Regions from separate parts of the Homo sapiens genome. Here region 1 is linked to region 2. The links are chromatin loops, found by intact Hi-C in ENCODE. Cell type or tissue: dorsolateral prefrontal cortex. All regions are shown on one strand. Region 1 overlaps SND1 (staphylococcal nuclease and tudor domain containing 1). Region 2 overlaps SND1 (staphylococcal nuclease and tudor domain containing 1).

Evidence for each region. Peaks named below come from ENCODE experiments on the same cell type or tissue, not always from the same donor. Only the 100,000 strongest peaks of a DNase experiment are listed, where the experiment ranks them.
Region 1: a loop joins it to region 2, with 1.8 times the contacts of the local background. A loop is called at or near these places in 2 of 110 quality-filtered maps.

Annotation. Positions count from the first base shown.
Region 1 is chr7:127,722,556-127,727,555 of GRCh38, reverse strand. All of the region lies in intron 10 of SND1 (staphylococcal nuclease and tudor domain containing 1), which reads right to left. Among named protein-coding and RNA genes, the nearest start is that of SND1, 73 kb to the right of the region's middle. RefSeq lists an enhancer at 1-687. In dorsolateral prefrontal cortex, no CTCF peak of the experiment used is centred here; no DNase peak of the experiment used is centred here.
Region 2 is chr7:127,883,629-127,888,628 of GRCh38, reverse strand. It overlaps SND1 (staphylococcal nuclease and tudor domain containing 1), which reads right to left. Exons shown (of 24, transcript NM_014390.4): 13 at 617-727. Among named protein-coding and RNA genes, the nearest start is that of SND1-IT1, 110 kb to the left of the region's middle. In dorsolateral prefrontal cortex, no CTCF peak of the experiment used is centred here; DNase peaks (open chromatin) are centred at 2,538 and 4,181; H3K27ac peaks cover 4,908 bases.

The DNA of each region.
Region 1 (5,000 bases), 160 kb after region 2:
GTGGGTTTACTGGCCTGCTCCAATTTCACTTAGGGTCTCTAACCCCACAGCTTTCTGTTGGCACGTGTCTCAGAGTCGGCAAAGTCGGCTTGAGGGTCCAGAGGGACCAGTCATTTTGCCTTTACAAATCTAAACTGGAGGGAATAGGTTGAAAATCGCTTTTAATGGCAAAGCACCCCGGAGCCCCTTACAATGAATGGAGTTATCAGTGCCTTACATAACCCTGCCTCTGACAAAAAGCCCTTAAGAATCCCAAGGCATCACTAATAATGCACCTATCTCAGCTCCTCTCTCCCACCTGCCTGCCCTGGAGAGCCAGGCGGGCCAGGTCTGGGAGATGAACTCCCCAAACAAAGGCAACAAGGACACTGGGGGCTTCAGCATATGGCAGCTTTAACAAAACTGATCCTTTAGCACCCGGGTCTGAATATTTGGAGGCCCTGGTGTGAACAAACCTTTATGTGGTAAATAAATTCACAGGGAGGACACTAAAAGACAGGGTGATGGAAATGAATAGAGGCTGGTAGCAGGGGGTGACTACCAGCTGAGGGAAAGACTCCACCTTTGGGTTTCCACACTTCCTTCCCAAAATACTAAGTGGGAGCGCTGGCAGTGGGGGCTGTCAGAGACAGAGAAACAGATACAAAGACAGAGAATGGGAGAGACAGACAGCTAAGAAAAGGAATCTGAGAAAAAGGCCCAGCAACCTAAAGCAAATTTTATACACCTGGGGATTGGGTAAATTATGTACCTGTTTTCAAGGTAAATTTCAGCTCTGTATCTCTTAGTCAACTACAATAGCACCGCAAGAACAGACTTCAGGGAGAATAAGTCAGCCCCTTCATCGGATGCCTGGGGGCTGTTTCCTTTGTCATTAACACTCCAAGTGTAACACAAAGCCCACAGCAGCCCTGGGCAATAGAGCACTAGGCTTTCCAGTTTCAGATCAAAGCCAAGCACTCTCTAGGAAGTCCTGAGATCGCAAAATGTGTTATCTCCTTTAAGGCAGCAGCTCAGAAAACCCACAGCCTTTCTCCAAGATTTAGCACATTCCTTTATAGCAAACAACTGGATAAAACAAACTATACCTTTAGAGAAACCCTGATACATGGCCAGGTTCACAAGAGCATCACACGTCAGCTTTCTTAACTGGCTCTCAGCCTGAAAGAGTTAACGTCTCCTACGGGTTGACACTGGATTAATCCAGAAGCAGGGTGCCACAGAAACACCGTCAACATCAGACAAATCCAGCTAGAATTCTAGAGAGGGAAATATTGCACATCCCTCCTTTTAACTCTCGCATAACACTATCTAGGAACAAACCAAGCTCCAACCAAAATCCAGAAGTGGCTACCCATGAATTTCCGGGTAATATTGGAAAGCCTAGGATGAAAACAGTTCCTTTGATCACAGTGTTTGTCCAAGTACTTCCTCTGGCTCCAATTAGAAAGTAACCAAATTAAGGGAGCAGAAATATGGTTAGCCATAGGCAAAAAGCTCATCTTCCAGTATAATTTAAGAGAAATGAACTTGTCTCTGTGTACAAAACAGAAAAAAACAATTTGCCCTACTACCCTCCAAATGTAGAGTTGTCTCGGAGGAAGAAAATATTAAAAGAACCTCCCCCATGCTTCCTTGAAGGGAAAGTCCCATTGAGTCCTCATCTGGGAGCTAGCAGTGGAGGCCCGCCCTAGAACAGGAATGTCTGCCCCATCTGCCTGTCCTTGAGGAAGCCCATGCCACAGACTTTCCCTCTTCTCCTACTCATCTAGTTCCTTATTCTGCACCCTCTCCCGCTTTGTTCTTTGGTTTGGAAAAGGCTCTGGTACCGTAAGTTTTCAGGTTATCCTTTCCATGCCAAAGCCATTGACCCCCAGGCAGAGTCCTGTAATTAGAGAGAAGGAAATGTCCTTAGTGTTTCTTTCAAGGCCCTCCACCGTCCATCCATCACAGACCTTCATCTCTTAACATTCCTCAAGCACTCCATGTTTCCGCAACTACAAAACCACTCCTCAATTTCCAAAAAATGCCCTTGATGTTTTCCTTGGAGATTCTACCAGCCTGTTCTAACTAGGGCAGGCCCATATTTTTACCCATGCTGTGCCTTGCAGAAGGGTACCTGGCAAAGCGGACAAAGGGAGAACAGGAGCTAAAATTTAGCTTCCATTCTGCTTGCCAAGCCATGGCCCCTGGCATGATGCTGACAGGAAGAAGCAGTACCCTTCTCTAAATTTGCACAAAGATGCCATATGAGCTAACAGAGGTCCTGGCCCCAACATCTATGCCATGAATACTCAACTGGGCTCCACTTGTGACTGTAACAGCTGGTACGTAGTAAATGAAACCAGAAACCTAAGACTCCGAGAGGATGCCTGTTGCTCAGTCTTTAAACACATACAGTTACAGTCACACTAGGATGCCCAGGTGATGTTTCTTACCACACCCATATTGTAAATCTCTGGTAACTTTAACATAAGCATACAGCAGGATCTTGTATTCTTTATAAGAGCTCTGGGGAATTCTTTTTTCTTCTTCTTTTTCTTTTTTCTTTTAGTAATCTCAGGCCAAGGAAAGGGGCAGGGGTTGGCGTGGGGGGATTTCTTTAAGTCAAAAGGCAAGTATAAAGAAGGACTGCTGGAGCAGCATCCATAGTTCTCACTCATCAGCCTGAAAGAGTTAACGTCTCCTAAGACATTAACTCTTCATCATGCCATTTTCCAGGTCTTTGGTCAACTGAAACTTACCAAAAGAAAATCCAGAGTTCCTTGCTAAAGTAAGTTTTTACCAGGCATAATATTCTCTCTATATGCAAACTGCTTTCATATCTTGTAAATTCAAACAACCGAAACAAGAGTATTTTAATCCAAACATGCCACTCACCAATTCAAAATTCTTCAAGACAAAACCTAAAATGCATGGCATATAAGCCTTCAACAAGTGGTCCCTGTCTAACTCCCAGGCCCATTTCTTAACACTCCCCTGAAATTTATCCTCTATTCCAGTCATACAAAATCACTTGCAGTTCATCATATGCCCCATTTTCTCTCTCCCTTCCTGAGTATCCTAAGATGTTCACAGGACATGTTTGATCTGGCCTTGCCTGTGGTTTCGTACCACACAGGTGTCATACCACTCATGCACCGTCCACAGGAGCCATCCATTCTCTAGTCCCCAAAACTCATTCTTGTCATTGCTGCTCTCCAGGTCAGAAACTGTCTTCTCCCACTTTTTATCTAGCTAATTCCTAATATCTCTTCAGGCCTTAAATGTCACTTCCTCAAAGTAGCCTTCCCAAACTATGCACTCTCCTAAACTCTAAGCTTTTCTTTCATAGCACTTAACGTAAATGAAATTACTTGTGTATTTCCCCTACTAGACTCTAAAGTTCCATGAGGCAGAGAAGGGACATCTATTTATTCCCTGCTGCACCCCCAACACAGTATCTGGCACAAAATAAGTATCTGTAAATATGTACCAACAATGACTACCTGTTCATGCAAATTTCTAAAGCTGTGCTATCCATAATGGTAGCCACTAGCCTCATGTGCCTATTGAGTCCTTGAAATATGCTATGATGAATTAAAATGTAGTGCCAATGTACAATACATACCATATTTCAAATATTCAGTTTTAAAAAGGGGAAGAACGTCTCATTTATTTTTCATATTCATTAAATGTTGAAATGATATAATAATTTGGATATAAGTCAAATTTAAAAATTACAATTAATGTTTCTTTTTAGTTTTTTAACGTAGTTATATGATAATTTAAAATAACAAATAGAGCTCACATGTGTGGCTCATATTTATATATCTGTTGGACAGCGCTGGCCTAGAGAGCCATTCCTCCTGTTGACTCACTTCTCATCCTTGACACTCACAAGGTACAGCAGCTGACCTGGGAAGATCACCCAGACCACCCACCAAAACCGGCTACTCTTCAGGGTACCTTCTACCACTACATTCAAGGTTCATTATATTAACTTATTTCTTACGTGGCCCTTCAGTAAACTCTTCCAAAGGACTTTAACAGACAAATAATGGAAATCATTCCTCCATCTTCCTCACAAGCCATATGTTGTAGATTATTGCAGCTAAGTCTTACTTAGAACTGTCTTAAAATGGAGTAAGATCTCAGGAGTGAACAGGAAGAAAAAGAAAGAATAAAGAAAAAAGAAGAAAAAAAAGAGGTAACACGCCTTGTAAGAGACAAGAAATTCTATAATCAGGATTCTGCCTAAACTAGGAAATACTCCAATTCCAACAATTTCCTGTCAGCCAGTAGGCTAAGGGAAATGCATCGTTTACCCACTGATGAGTTCCAAAGGATACTGGGACTAAAAATACTCAGTAGTAGGTTAGTGCTTACTTCAGAAAACCTGCTATCATCCTACCTAAGCTATAACACCCCCATCCCCCTAAAAACTGCTTAAAATTCAGCTATATAGTCTACATTAACATAATGCACTGGCTGATGATACAGGCACAAAAATTAACGTTCAAGAATTTCAAAGTTGTGGTTGCTGTGGGAACCTTAATTCCAACTGTACGGCACAGATGCAGAATTGTGGACTACTCCCAATACTGATAAAATTGGAGATGTGTATTTACTCTGTGCAATGAGGCAGAGCTACAGTTACTGAGAGAACCTTATTTTGGCATTTCTAGGCTTTCATACATTTAAATTCTCAACCTTACCATAATACTGTTTGCTGCATTAAACTGCCTCCTCTAAGGGAAAAAAAGAGAGAGAAAGAACTGATTGGCCAGACATTCAAATCACCCATCCTGTACGTGGTTTTTATGTATGATCTGATTCAAAAGACAATCATATTTTTATTTTACTCTTACGGGCTGTCTATAAACTCTCACACAAATGAAAACAATGCTGAATTTCAACTTGTGAATGCACCAAGATATGTATATGTGCAAAACATCAGAATAGCAAATTTCACACCTTTAGAACCACTGCACCCAACTTATCTACCTTTTTTTAGTTAT
Region 2 (5,000 bases):
GAGTAAGAGCCTTGAGGGATGACAATGGCCAGAAATACTGCTGAGCAGCATGCATGTCCTTGGGGCAACCAGCCACAGGGATGAAGGACAAAAGTAAAATGTCACAGGGCTTCTCAAATGGTCTCCTGCCAGCTGTCAGAAGTGTTTGAAACTAAAACTCATTTCCTAATAAATGTTTTCTTTCCTTTGTACATGACAAAAGGTCTAGAGGTGGTAAACGGGAGGGGCTAGGAGTAGAGGCCTTTGGAGGTAAGAAACAGAGGCAAATGTACTACAGACATAAGCACGGCTTCACAGTTAGTCCCGGAATGATGATAAACATATCTCCTATAGAGCACTCATTCATGCTTTCTTTTATACAGCTACAAAGGGAGATCATATCTAATATATACCTATTTTACATATTTTTTAAAATGGAAGACCAAGTGCACTTAAACAAAATTAGACAGCAAGTTCAAAGTGTGTCCTTCTTTTCATGGGGAAAATCTAGAATAATAATACATGCTTTCTCAGCATATTATTTTCCAACACATTCTGCTCAGGTATAGGCACAAAACTGGGAAAGAAAAAAGTGAGGGTGTGGGTTCCCCATGTGTTTAGTAATGTTTGGTCTTACCTGGCCTCTGCAGCAAGCAGTTCATCGTAGTGTGATGATCTCTGGTCATCATCCTGCCGGTATCTGATCACTGTGGCTAGACCTTTGCTGACAAGAGCCTCAGCAATGTTTCTGCAACAGAAAAGATAGGTCAGTGAGCACTAGAAGTGCATATGGGGCTCAGTCAACAGAAATAATAACAGTTAGCACCTGGAGGTCTTAACGCATTCTGGCAGAGGGAGAGAGAAGCCAAGGTTTCAAGACCTATGAGTTGCTAAGCTAGAAATCCAAATAAAAGGTTAAATAACAAAGTTCCCTAGCTCAGCATTTTTCTGGTTAGTACAGTCAGATGCTATATCAATCCAAATATTAAAAACTAGCAAAAAAAAAAAAATCTGTAAAAAGCCCACATTGCACCAGGCTATTTACAGAATGTTATAAACAAGCCACTGCCCTCAAGAAAAGTCTGCTATAAAATATTAGGCACATAGAGAAAAAAATGGAACATATAAAAGCATGACCTAAATTTCTCAAAATCTTTCTAGCCGACAGAACAACCAGAAAATGTCTTCTTTTAGTTTGGCAACGTTAGAAACATTGGTTTTACATAACGAAGTGTTTCTCTTATAAGAACTCCTGAGAGTAGATCTTCTACCCAAAGTGGGCTTGGAAAAGATAAGACTATGAATGAAGAGAGAAGAGGCAGGCAGGAGGGAGGCATTCTAGTAGAAAGGAAATTCTTTGTGCTGTGGCTCATGCCTATGATCCCAACACTTTGGGAGGCCCGGGCGCTGGGATCACTTGAGCCCAGGAGTTTGTGAGCAGCCTGGACAACACAATGAGACCCCCATCTCCATAATAAAAATTTAAAAATTAGCCGAGTGTGGTGGTGCATGCCTGTAGTTCCAGCTACTTGGAATGCTGAGGGAGGAGGATCAGGAGTTTGAGGTTGCTGTGAGCTGTGATCACACCACTACACTGCAGCATGGGTAAAAGAATGAGGCCCTATCTCAAAAAAGAAAGAAAAAAGCAAATCAAGATGGGGAACAAAGAAAGTAAACAATATAAAATCTGAGATGACCAGTTTTGGAGCAATACTCCATGGGAGCTACAAAAAATCTCAGGTTAGACTCTAATGCAAAGTAATTCTCAAATGCAACAAATCTTTTTTTTTTTTTTTTTTTGCCAGAATAAGAAAATTGCTCACACTTGGGAATGAGAGATGCCACTCTATGTGGCCTGCATCTACTAGCTAGAGAAGGATGAATGGGAAATGATATGCAGACACTTAATGATACATATTTGAATGGTTCCTCCCCAACCTGGAAAGGGAACTTTGTTATGAACAATCAAACTGCAAAAACAAATTTTCAAAAATTAAGTATAATTAACTATAGCAAATACTGGAAAACAAGAAGCATGATATTATTGAGGGAGAATGGTGGTTATGTCTTTCTTTGTGTCTGTCATAATTACACCAAAGGCCCTACTCAAACCATCTGGTTTGCTGCCCTTTAGGGAGAGGCTATGGTAAGCAATAGGCTACCGTGCCATATGCTATGACTGAGTATTGTTTGAAAATGTGGTTAACTCCTAACACACCAGTGGTTCTTAGAAAGTTATACTGTGGGGATGCTGGGAGCTGAACCAACCAGTATCTGTGCATGTTTACGCAATTTAAGGGCTCTATTCGTCAAAACCCAGGAGAACATGCTTTTTTTTTTTTAAAGAAGAAAAAATAAATGTGTTGGTAGAGCAAGGAGGAAAAGATGCAGTGGCTGATTATCTTCTCATTATATGCCCCTCGGATGTCTGTTTATCTACTGCCAGCACGGTATTAATATCTCCAAACTGCCACGGAATTAGCACTTCTCAAAATCCACTCCCACAAAGAGGCTGCTTTGCTGGCCACCCTGTCTCCTGAGTCACCACATAAGCGTGCTGGCAAATGCTGTCATTATCACAGAGTTGTGTTTGGCAGCATGGAGAAGGCAACAGCCTCAAATCAGCAGATGTAGATGTTGATACATGGTGAGGATTTAAACTAAGGTTGTCACTAAGGGGCCCTAGCAGGGAACAAGAGAGGCTCCACCCATCAAAGAGCTAGTAAGAAGGCTGGGGAGTGGCATGGGGGACAACTCCACTTTTGATAGTTTGAGATGTCCTGGCTGTTTTAAATGCCAAGAAAACAAAGAAATATTTGTTACTGCATTTTGAATTACTGAGCATTGACATTTTACAGTAAATACATGGGGTTTGGAGGAGAAAGTGGGAATGGCAGAGCAGGCAAGGAAAAATTCACACAAACAAGCTTTGATATATAAAGAAAAACAACACAAATGTTTAATGATCCACCCCAGTTAATGCTGCTCAAATCAATACACAGAATTACTGAGTACCTGCCTGGCCGGGAAAAACCAAGGGCACTTTCTCTACTCTTCCTTGTCCCTGCCCTCTTTATCCTATCAGCAAATGTCTACAAACCAGTTAAGACCTGCCATATGGAGTTCCTGAGGCCTTAGATTCCCAAATCACTCCACACCCTGCCCACTAACTTTCTTCTCTCTTTCCTTTAAAGCTCAGCATCTAAGCCATGTTCTCTTAGCTTCTTATCCCCTAATTATAGATTTCTCCTGGAGGAACAGTTGTGATGCTGGTGCTTAGCGGTAACAAGAGTAAAAATACATGAAATGATAACAACCATCACCATTGGGCATTCACTACGTGCAATGCATATGAGAATCACATGTGTTCTCTTCTTGGTGGGTTCCCCATGTGATACACCATCACAATATATGGCAATTATTCATTCATTGTTTATCTTCCTTGGTGAGTGATAAACACTGTGAGGGCAGGGGCCATGCTTTTCTTGCTCTATATCCCAGTTCCAAGCACAGTATTTTGCACAAAGTATAGGCTAGTCTGGCTTGGGGTGTCAGAGCCCCATAGGAAGGTAAGGATGATCACTCATACAAGGTATCAGAGTTCAACCTGGGTGCAAACATCCACATGGAAGGTGGCTCCATAGCCAGGCATTAAAGACTGAGTGTCCACTTGGGAGGGGTGACATCAGTGTTACAAGATTGGTTACACTAAGGAATATCAACCCTACCAGTGAAAGTACTAAGGATAAGCCAGGTTTCTCACTGTCAGAGTAGGTATATACAAATATGGAAAGGAAGAAAACTAGAATGAACCCTGTAGCAGTGGATTGGAATTTTAGGTATTTGTGTGAACTCATGGTATGTTGGTTCAGGTTCTATAAGAGGCACGTGCCAAGAAGGATTAGATGTGCAAGAGATTAATTGGAGAAAACTCATCTCAAGGAAGGTGGGAAGGGAACCCCAGGAGGCCTGGGAAGAGCCAACAGACTGCAGTGCAGGTCAAACCCCTGTGCAGAATGGAGGGAATGAAGGAAGGTTAGATAGGGAACATCTGAGCTACGGGCCTGTTCCAAAGAGTTTCGTCAAAGCTTGATAAGAAGTCAAAATTGTCCGTCAGAGGAACCCTATGTCCCTCAGCAATAGGCCTGCCTTAGTATCTCTGTTGCGCTCCGCTATTGGCTGGGAGCAGCTGGTGGGAAGCATAGCCTTGGCTGAAGTAGCAGTGATTGATTTCAAAGCACAGCAGCTGGGCTGTCAGTCTATTATGTTTCCTGCAGTTGGAGATCCAGGAGGCACATTTTCATGACTGCCACACATGGTTTTCAATAGATATAGATAGATTTAGAAATAAACATATAAAAATAAATATAGATGGAAATGTGGGCTCCTTAGATAAATGGCTAATTTCAGATCTGGGGAAGACAGTACAAGATAAGCCTGGAACATGTAGTACCAGAAAACAAGGAAGTGCTCAAAAAAAAATAGGAGACATGTCCAAAGGACACAGAAGTCCTGGCTCCTACTGGCCAAATTGGGAACAATTTGAGTGGATTATAACTGTTTGAATAAAATGAGATTCCATGAATTCATTCTAATATAAACAAATAAATAACTTGGGAGTTTAATGAGAGGTGAAAACTATGTAGTTCAAAGTGTCTCCTCACAAAATATCTATTAATTAGAAAGAGTAAAATAGTACCTTTACAGTGGAGAAGCCTGGTAGACACGACTCAAATCAAATGATCAAGACTACCATCATCAATAAATGATGAATCAGTGCTTAACTTTATGGTCATGAAGAAACATCAGACAAACCAAAATAACTGACCTGTACTCTTCAGAAGTGTCAAGGCCATGATGGTCAAAGAAAGACTGAAGAACTATTCCAGACTAGAGTGACATGACCTCTAACTGCAACACCTGATTCTGAACTAGATCGTTTTCTTGAAGTATTCCATTAGAACAGTTGGCAAAATTTGAGTAGGTTTGTGGATTAGATGATAGCAATGTGTTAATATCCA